Linked DNA regions of Homo sapiens: region 1 is linked to region 2. The links are chromatin contacts, found by Hi-C or POLR2A ChIA-PET in ENCODE. All regions are on one chromosome and are shown on one strand. The core of a region is the stretch at or near the end of the contact, and the rest is flanking DNA. Distances in the headings are between cores, read along the strand shown.

The links. A loop is a pair of places that touch in the nucleus more often than their neighbours do. ChIA-PET counts read pairs that join two places held with the same protein, here RNA polymerase II (POLR2A). Pooled maps may share reads with other maps.
Region 1: a loop to region 2 is called in a map with no recorded cell type, with 2.7 times the contacts of the local background. The contact joins the enhancer-like site here to the promoter of MYO16-AS1 in region 2. A Hi-C loop is called at or near these places in 8 of 37 single-sample maps with no recorded cell type and 7 of 50 pooled maps. POLR2A ChIA-PET finds 5 or more read pairs at or near these places in 1 of 52 experiments (OCI-LY7).

Annotation. Positions count from the first base shown.
Region 1 is chr13:109,574,725-109,579,725 of GRCh38, reverse strand. No RefSeq gene overlaps it. Among named protein-coding and RNA genes, the nearest start is that of LINC00676, 150 kb to the left of the region's middle. Within about 2 kb of position 3,330, at least 3 of the 41 ENCODE cell types and tissues checked have a DNase peak (open chromatin) inside an H3K27ac peak, as active enhancers do.
Region 2 is chr13:109,165,896-109,171,171 of GRCh38, reverse strand. MYO16-AS1 (MYO16 antisense RNA 1) reads left to right here and starts at 3,869. Exons shown (of 3, transcript NR_047700.1): 1 at 3,869-4,153; 2 at 4,462-4,536. All of the region lies in intron 33 of MYO16 (myosin XVI), which reads right to left.

The DNA of each region.
Region 1 (5,001 bases), core at 2,081-4,580, 410 kb before region 2:
GGGCTTGGCTCGCTGTCACTGACATAATATCATCTCCCCCCTGCCATCATCAATGCTATAGGTATCTACAGCTTTACTATTTTACAGGTAGAACTGTTACCAAAAACTCAAGCCTTTTTCTTTACGTGAAACAACACATGGTTCCATTTTAACTATTTGCTTGCTCATGATCGTAGTTGATGGGAAGGACCTCCTAGGATTGTACTAATTTAAATTAATTTATTTTGTATAGAGATGGTGAAGGCTAGATCCTATCTTTTCATTATTTTCAATAGTTTCTAACTTTTTGCTAATCCCTAAGCCTTTATTGGCTACCAACCAAATCTGAGGCAGTGATTTCTTATCCATTTCCATACTGTTTAAACAGCAACCTCAAGACCTTACCATTGTCTCTCAAGATGCCCCCATCAAATTTTATTGAACATAAGTTTGCTTCTTGTCTTATGATTTGATATTAGCTCAGGCGTTCCCCAGGGTTCTGTTTCAGTATGCGCCCTTGTGGCTTGTCCCCGAGGGCTCTGTCTTAGATGGGATGCCCCATGACAGACCTTGACTATATTTTTGAATGTGGCTATCAGAGCTCCCTCAATATTTCACACAAATACTGTCAATTATAATGAAATGGAATAGTAAAGGAAAATCTCATTATAATAGATATCAGCCAGACTTAAAAACAAATAATATAATATTCAACCATAAAAGTATTTATTACTTGAATTAACTGTTATCATGATTTATTGACACAGTTCCCCTCCACATCAGACAATGGTTCCAAAGACATCATGGCGTACGTATTGCTTTTTAATCAGCATGCCAGATGGGCACCAGCAATAGCTCTCTGAGGAGTATGCTGATCCACTGCGGGGGTCCAGTGGGTGGAACTAGGGTGCACTGTAGAAAGACATTTCTGGGCTCCATCCCTTCCTCATGATGGTCTCAGAAGCCTTATCATTTCTCTGCTAGAGGTGTAAGAAGTTGCTCTACTTGAGCATGAATTTGTTTCCTTTCTTTCTTCAGCAACCCCATACCATTTCTATGCATACTGTAAACTTGGTGGTGGTAGAGGTTGCAGCTGGGAAGAGGCTATTTTACCAGTATCTATTATGGAAAGGGTAAGTGTCAGCATCTCATAAAATGCATGACAACTACAGAGTAAAGTAACAGAGTTAAATTTTTGGCCCCCTCAAAAGTTTACTTTGGGAAGCCATTCAGTTATCCCTGAGGATGCTGCCATCAGTAAAATCTAGCTCCATTCAGAGCCATTTTTATAATCACTTCCAAAAATATCCCTTGACTTTATGATTGCACTTCCTTTAACACTATGAACAAATTGTATTTAGCTTTAGACCTGACCACATTTACTACACTAGCATCACGGTCTTTAACTGCTTTCAAAAATCATACTTACACTAAAAGTTTGAAAACTTCATGCATTCAGGATATCCAGAAGATGCTACATTCTCTGAAGATAATTTTTAAAAAATGAGTTCCAAGGATGTTTTGAACAGTGGAAGGACAACTGAATTAAAGGCATGGTCTACCAGGTGATTACATTGCCTTTGGTGAATTAGGTTGAAAGCATTTGAGTTCCTATGTTTGTAGTTTTTAAAAGACAGCTGTATTAGTCCATTTTCACACTTATATATAAGTAACTTAGAAAAGAGGTTTAATGGACTCACAGTTCCACTTGGCTGGGGAGGCCTCAGGAAACTCACAATCATTGCTGAATGGGAAGCACACTCCTCGGAGAAGTATTGCTGGTGCCTATCTGGCATGGAGGGAGGGGAGAGAAAGAGCAAGGTGGGAAGTGCCAGTTTTAAACCATCAGATCTCATGAGAACTCACTCACTCACTGTCATGAGAACAGCATGGAGGAAACCCACCCCCATGATCCAGTCACCTCCCACCAGGTCCCTCCGTCAACTCATGGGGATTACAATTTGAGATGAGATTTGAGTGGGGACACAGAGCCAAACCACATCAACATCTTATATCATGTAGTTGTCTACCTACGTGAGTAAAGAGAAAGGGGTGGGTACCAATACCTACAGAGTGGCCAGGTGTGTAGCTCTCGTTCTCTGTCAGATTTTGAGAAGCCTGCTTATGACTGGACTTGTGTAACTGTCTCCAGCCTGTCCCAGTCATGGGCCAGTCCAGCAAGATTCTGGGGGCAGCCAATGGCTGGATCCTTCCCACTTTCTAAAAATGAAATAAAAAACAGATTGCCCCTCCACTGGGTTCCTGGGAAGACATCCAGCAGCCCTTTGGGATGGCCTATGGACTGGCAATTGTTGTAAAAATAAGCACATGCTGTCTCAGGGCATGAATGGAGTCAGGTTGGCTTAACTGGAAATAAACACAGTGAACCTTGAGAAATCTTATATCCTCTTCCTCTTTTGGTTTTCCTTTTGGCAGGTTTTCATGGGAATCTGTATTTATTTGTTGAGGGCAGATCTTTCTGTTCATAGTGAATTGAGAAGGATAAATAGGAGGAAGAGGTAGATAAAAGGGGCAGGTAAGATCTCACCGATAAATGTCGGTGGGTCTAAAATTTTGATAGCCCAGTGCATTTTTATCTGTGGACTTAACATCCTTTCAAAATAAGTTTTAATCTCATCAGGTTTTTTAAAAATCAAACAATCATATATGATGATGCTGAAGCTAGTAATAATGACCAACATTAGTAATCATTTTAAGAGCAGGCTGCTAATTCATGGCTTTATATTTTTTTCTTCAGATTTTTCACACTTTAGCATTCAGGGGACATTATCTCATTTTAACTCAAAGCAATCTGAAGGAGTAGATGGGAGGCCCATTATTATTTCTTGATGGTGGAATGTAACTGAGACTCAGAAAAGTTCAAGGACTTGCCCAAGGTCTCAAGGCTAAGGGGGATAAGCTGGGAAATGAAACCAGGACTTTTAACTCCAAACCCAAATTGCCTCTGTTCTCTCAAGATAGAGGTTATCTAGCATGCTTTGCCAAGTGGAATTTTCTAATCCACTCTGGTCCGAACACAGATGGATTATGTCAAGTCAATGACGTGTCTCTCTCTTAAACAAAACAATATCCTTCGCACTTGTCCCCTTGTGCGTAGATGGTGGCAAATGATTGTTTGCCAAGCCTTCTACCTCCTCCCTTTCTGTGTTCCATTGAGATCATGGAAATGCAAAGTAAATAGCCATGGAGTAAAATGCCTCCGAGAGTATTTATTTAAGAGTATTGTTCCAGGATATGCACGAAGATAAAGACTTTATGTAATGAATGAGTGACTCAGGAGGCCAAACACCAAGGAGTTATATTCTGTACCCAGCAATGTCCTGGCCAGAGTGAGGTCACTATGTGCTCCCTCTGGACATGCCCTTAAAAAAGGATCACCTTGCCAAGCTAAAAGCCAGTCCTATCAATCACAGGGGTGGGCATGAGCTCAGGGAAAAGAGCATAGGAACAATTCTGGGCCATTGCTGGTTTGTCAAAATGTCAAGGTGGGAAGCAGGCAAAATGAAATCCATCCAAGAGGAAGCAGCGAGGGAGACTGCAGCCCACATGCGGGGCTCTCCTAGCAGAGAAGAGAAAAGGAAATAAATATCCTGGAAAGGGCAGGCATAGGTTTAATGACTGGGCCAGATGGTAGGAGGGACCAGGGCAGTGATGGTGGAATTCTGGCATTGGGAAACCCTGGCAGCAGAGAGCTTGCTCTTCATTTGGTTCCTCAAGGGCCCAGTCAAGGAATAGGGTTGGTTATGCTGTCACACAACCTCTCTATGAGCGTAGGAAAAGCACTACCTTCTGGGAGTCCAGTGTAATAGGTTTCAACATCACCCAGATCCCTATAGATGCAACAAACAAACAAACAAACAAAACACTAATAGCCTAATTTGGAAGCATGTCAAATAAAATGCTACAAAGCAGGAAGCACACAAATGTCTCTGCATATTTAATAATTATTGACTTTTTAAATTGGTTTTAAAATAAAAGCTTTCTGGATGAAATACAGATTTAAAAGGATTACTAGAAAGTGTGGCTTCAGTACCCCTACTTATTTTACATTAATTCTCCACTTTTATGCATTAAGCTCTACCATTCCGCTAATTTCCCATAAACATATATCTGCAGTGCAAATTGTTTTACCACTGAAAATGCCTCAGATGCAATCTACTGGCATCATGAACAGAATTTTTCATAAACAGCCCTGTTTATTCACTAACTGCATATGAAATAGACTGTAAGGTGCTCATGAAAAACGCAATCAGACAAGACACTGTCTTCTTCAGGGAGCCTGGCTTATTGTTTTACATAATAAGAACATAAAGAATTGCATTTTATTGATATGGGAACACATTTTATTGCTTTCTCTGATTTAACATCTTTACAAAATGTAGTGGATTAGACTCTCCATTTCATTAAAGTAAGATTACTGGCCCTGTTTCATGATAGCTTCTGATTTTTGAGGAAAGAAATGATCTTCCACATAGCTTTTTGTTAGTTAATTCTTATGGTAAGTAGCAATCATAAAATTGGCGTGGCACTCTCTTTGTAGAAATACATTAAAAAGCATGCATATTTTTATCTTTTTAAATTATTGTAACATCAAATCAGTATAATTAGCAAATTTACCACCTTGAACATTTATCATTTATTTGTGTTAAGAAGATTCAAACTTCCTTTTTCTAGCTATTTAAAAATATATGGTAAGTTGTTAACTGTAGTCACCATAAAGTTCTATAGAATGCTAGAATGTATTCCTCCTGGCTAGCTGAAATTTTGTATACTTTAACCAACCTCTCCCTCTAACCCTTCCCCTCTCAGTTCCCAGCTTTTAATATTTACCCTCTTCTTCTAGGAGATTAACTTCTTTAGTTTTCACATATGAGTGAGAAGTGGTGGTATTTTATCTCTCTGTGCCTTATTTTACTTAACATAATGCCTTCCAGGCTTATCTATGCTGCTGTGAATGACAAGATTTTTATTCCTTTTTTTGGCTGAATAGTACTCCATTGT
Region 2 (5,276 bases), core at 2,620-5,119:
TAACAAACAACATTGTTTCAATCAGCAAATGCTTACTCAGGGCCTAAGTATAAAGGGTATTGTGCTGGATGTTTTAAAAATCATGGGGAAAGTTCCAGGCCCCCAGAAATTCATGGCGCTCACAAGAGTAGATCAGCATAAATGTGTCAAGTTGCTTTGAAAGATTGAATTTCCAATTGAAATAATTTTCCTTTTGCACGCATAACTCTTGAGATTTTCAAGTGGTTTTTACTTAATGACAGCATAGAACCAACTTTATTTTAAAAATTGTAAGTGTGTTAAGGGAGAACACAGAAATCTGTGTTGCAGGCTTTGGCCGTACACACTATGTGTTACATGCTGAAGTTTAGAACCCTGATACTCCTAAAGAATTTATATTATTAATTTCATGGATCCTATTTCACAAACATCTCCATTTTGGTCTAGAGGGTTTCTGCTTGTTTCCTTGGTTTTTGGTTATGTTTTGATATTTAGAGTATGACTTGCCGTTTTTATTATTATTATTATTAAGTTTTTTAGGATCATTTCCGAAGCTGTAGTTTTTGCCTTTTGCCTCAAAACACAGAAAACTTAAATATTTTGGTGAAGAGAAGTTCCCTTTCTCCATCTCTTTCTTCCTCCTTTTTTTTTTAAATTGCAGAATTGTAACAACCACACAAATAAAATAAAGAAATAGAACACTGGCAGCTCTGCGGAAGCTCCTGTAGTCATCTCTCCAAATCGCTACTGGCCTTCCCCTCCAAATGAAATTGCCATCCTCACTTTGTGGCAGTCCGTTCTCCGAGCACCTCTTCCTTTTCAGGCGGGTCTGTAATTCTAGAGTGTGTGTAGTAGTATTGCCCTGGAGTCTTCAGTTACATTTCTCTAGTTACTAATGAGGTTGGACTCCATTAAAATTGTTTTTCTAAGTGGTATTCACATATTCTGTCCAATTTTCTTTTCAGCTGTCTTTTGTTTTTAATTTAAATAAACGTTGAATATTAGCCTTTGTTGGGTAAATGTGTTAAAAATATTTTCTCCCTATTTATGTTTTTTTTTTTCTTTTTTCTTTATGGTTAAAACTTTTGTGTCTTGCTTAACAAGCCCTTCTTTCCTTTTATGAAGTAAGAAAGATACTCTCCTATTGTTTCTTCTATCCATTTTATGATTTGACATTTGACATACAGATCTATAATCTATCAGGAATTGTTGTGTGTATAGCATTAGGCAGAGTCGAGTTTCACTGTTTGCTCCACATGGATAGCAATCAATTATTCTTCCCCAGTGCTCTCACATGCCAATTTTGTCATAAATTAAGTGGCTAATTATGCAAGCTGGAGTAATATTATTTTCTTTCTCCTTCCTTCCTATTCTCTGAAAGCGTGTACGTGACATTGGAGTTATTTAATCCTTAGAATTTTGGAAACATTTAGTGGAGAAACCATCTGATTCTGGAATTTTCCTTGTAGGAAGGCATTCAATTACAAATTCCATTAATTTAACATTTACGGTGTTATTTAGCTTTCCTACTTCTTTTGTCCATTTTCGTTAGTTCTTTTTTTTTTAAGAATGTATTTGTTTATGTAAATTTGTAAATTTATCTTGGTGTAAAACTGTTTGTAATATTCTCTTACTATTTTTAATTTCAGCCAGATCTGTATTGATGTCCCCTTTTCAATCTAAAATCTGTTATTTGTGCCAATTTTCTCTATTTCTCTATCCCCTTGCAAGAAAATTTTCAATCTTATTGTTTTCAAAGATAATTTTTTAAAAGATAAACAACTTTCTCTTTCCTTCCTTTCTATCCCTTCACATTATTTTATTTGTTTTATATTTCAATAACTTATGTTCTTATTATCACTATCATATCTTTCCTTCCATTTTCATAGTATTTAGTTTTTGTTCTGTTTCTAATTTCTAGACCCTTTTAACACTCATCGTATTTGTTCTCTTGTGATGCAAAGGTTTGAAGCCATACATTTCCATTTCTTAAGAGATCTTTTGCAGTAACATGGATGGAACTGGAGGCCATTATCTTAGGTGAAATAACTAAGACACAGAAAGAAAAATGCTACATGTTCTCACTTATAAGTGGGAGCTAAATAACGTGTACACTTGGGCACAGAGTGTGGAATAATAGACACTGGAGACTCAGAAGGGTGGCAAGGTGGGAGGATGGGATGGAATGAAGCATATGAAACGACTTAATCAGGACAATATATACTATTCAGTTGATGTGGACACTAAAAGCCCAGCCATGGCCACGATGCCATACAGCCACATATTGACCATACCGACACTGTACCCGAGCCCCTTCCACTCATACACAAAAGACATTAGACATGTCCTAAAAGTTCTGTTGTCATATTTGCATTGTCATTAGTTAAAATATTTTGCTTTTTAATTTATTTTGTGATTTCTTCTTGAATACATTGATTACTTAGAGATTTTATTTTATCTTATTTTTTTAGACAAAGTCTGGCTCTGTCACCCAGGCTGGAGTGCAGTGGCGCGATCAGGGCTCACTGCAAACTCCGCCTCCTGGGTTCAAGCAATTCTCCTACCTCAGCTTTCCGAGTCGCCGGGATTAAAGGCATATACCACCAAGCCCAGCTGATTTTTGTATTTTTAGTAGAGATGGGGGTTTCACCATGTTGGCCAGGCTGGTCTCGAACTCCTGACCTCAGGTGATCTGCCTGCCTCGGCCTCCCAAAGTGCTGGGATTGCAGGCGTGAGCCACCGCGCCTGGCCTAGAGATGTAATTTTTGACGTTCAAATATATGAGCACTGTTTTTGCTGCTTTTTAATATTTGCACATTGTATCTTTTTCTTTTCTATCCCTTTACATTTACTCTTTCAGAATCCTTATGTTTTACTGTTTTCAGAAAACTTAGTTTTTAAAATATTCTGCTAATCATTTTTCATATAAGTTTACATTAAATAAGCCTTTTAAAGTTTATTATAATTAAATAAAGTTTATTTTCACATGTGTTTTCATATCTACTGTCTCAGAACTTTCTCCTTGCCCTATTTTTCCTATTTTATCCCCTTTTTGCATCTTTTGAGTTGACTTTTTATGATTTTATTTTTCTCTCTTTACTAGTTTGGATATTATCTACCCCACTAATATTCTTTCAGGGGTTACCTTTGAGGTTACAACTGGCAAGGTAGGTTTATCAGTGTATAATATTAAATATTATTTTACCCCTCCAAATTTTACTGCCTTTTTAGTTATTCTTTATTCTTTCCTTTATCTCTAAGCATTCTGAGTCTGTCAGTGTTTAATTCCTTTCATTTTTATTTTTTTTCCTAAAAATATCCTTAACTCCCTTTCATTATTACAGGAATTTTTGGGGGGCAGTTATTTTATTTGAGCATGTTAACTATGTTATTTCATTGTCTTTGGACTTCAGTTGCTACTTTTCGAAGATAGTACATATTTTTACCTCTAACTGCTTTTAAAATTAATTCTCGGTCTTTATTTTATAGGTGTTTTACTATGATACACCTAGGAAAGTTTTATGTATCCTACTTAGGCTTTGCAAAGGTTTCTGTTTCATTTTTACAAACGTTGGATTGATTATGGTGTAATTTAGAGACAGTGAGATTCACCTTTTTTAGACATACACATCTGTGCATCTGCAGACATGAGCACTCCAGGTTGTCTATAACACCACATGTCCTTCTGAACTTCATCTCCTGCCATTACGCCCAGCCTCCAGCAACCACTCAGCTGTTTTCTGTCTCCAGCTTTGCTTTTCCCCAAATGTTACATAAGCAGGATCACACTTAGTCTTTTGATTTTTTTTTTTTAACCTCAACACAATGCTTTAGCCATCCCTTTTTTTTATGATGCTCATTATAGTTGATCACTCTTATTTATTGCAGGCTTCATCCATGTGCTAGTTCAGCCTGTGAGATGCTGGTGAGCCCACCTCCAGGCACTCACGGACTCCCCACCCATTGAGTGTGGCCTGGATTTAGTGACTCAATCAAACGTGACAGAGTGCTGGGGTGTCATTTTCAAGACTGGGTTATGTGAAGACTGCAGCCTCCATCTGGGGTGCTCTCTCTTGGATTGCTTGCTCAGGGATGTGGGGAGAGCTGCTGTGCTGGGAGGCTGCCCATGTGAGTTGACTTGGATGTGAACCTTCTGTGGCCTGCCAATAGCCACGTGAGTGACCTTGAAAATGGATCAGCCTTCACTCAAGTCTCAAGATGACTGTGGTCTTGGCTGACAGCTTGATTGCTGTCTCATGGGGGACCTTAAACCAAAGGCACCCTGCTAAGCCACACACAGCTTCCTGGCCCACAGAAACTATGAAATAATAACCATTTCTTATATAAGCCTCCAAGTTTTGGGAGTAATATTTTGCACAGTGATGGATCACTAATACAAGCCAGTCATCAGTTGAAAGACACTGAATTTATTTCCAGTTTTATGTGATTATGAATAATGTCACCATATGCATTTGCATACAGGTGTTTGTGTGGACACTGCTGTCATTTCTCTTGGGAAGATACTGAGGAGTCAGATTGCTGGATCCCGTGAAGAATGTATGTTGAATGTTATAAAAATCTGCCAACTTAAATCTGTTTCCTGGTGCTCTTTCGTCAGCATTGGGAGATGCTCTAACATTTCTCACCAAGTCTTTCTTCTGCTCATGCGCTCCCTCTTCTTTCCCTAAGACTTCAATCATCCTCCTCATTGCCCTTTATATCTCTAAACCATTGTCTGGAGTTTCCATTCTTCCCTTTTGCTTCAATCTGTTTCATTCTGGGGATTTTCTGAGTTATCTTCCACTTCTCCAGTTATTTTTTATTTGTTTTGTTTTTAAACAACTATATCTAATTAAATTTAACTTTATCCTCTGTTGTACTCAATTTTATTACTGCATTTTCCAATTTCAGAATTTCCATTTGACGATTTCCTTATAGTTTCCTATTTCTGCTGAAATTCTCGTTGTTTTATTTCGTGGGGGGCTGAGTAAACATACTTATTTTAAGGCATGTGTCTTTGAATTCCAACCTTTTGAATCCCTGTGGACATATTGCAATTGGCTGCCGTCTCTGCTTTTAATTTTTTATCTTATTTTGTGTGCTCCTATGCCTGGTTATTTCTAACTGTGTTGGACTTTGCATTTGAAAAATGGTTTCTATGAATGTTTTGAAGCCTAGGATGCTATTACTGCCCTTTGGGGAAAATGTACACGTGTTTCTCCCAGGTACCTGTAGGCCTGGTTACATCTGGGCAACTCAACATGGTTCTTGGTTCTGGTTCACTCTGACTCTTGGGA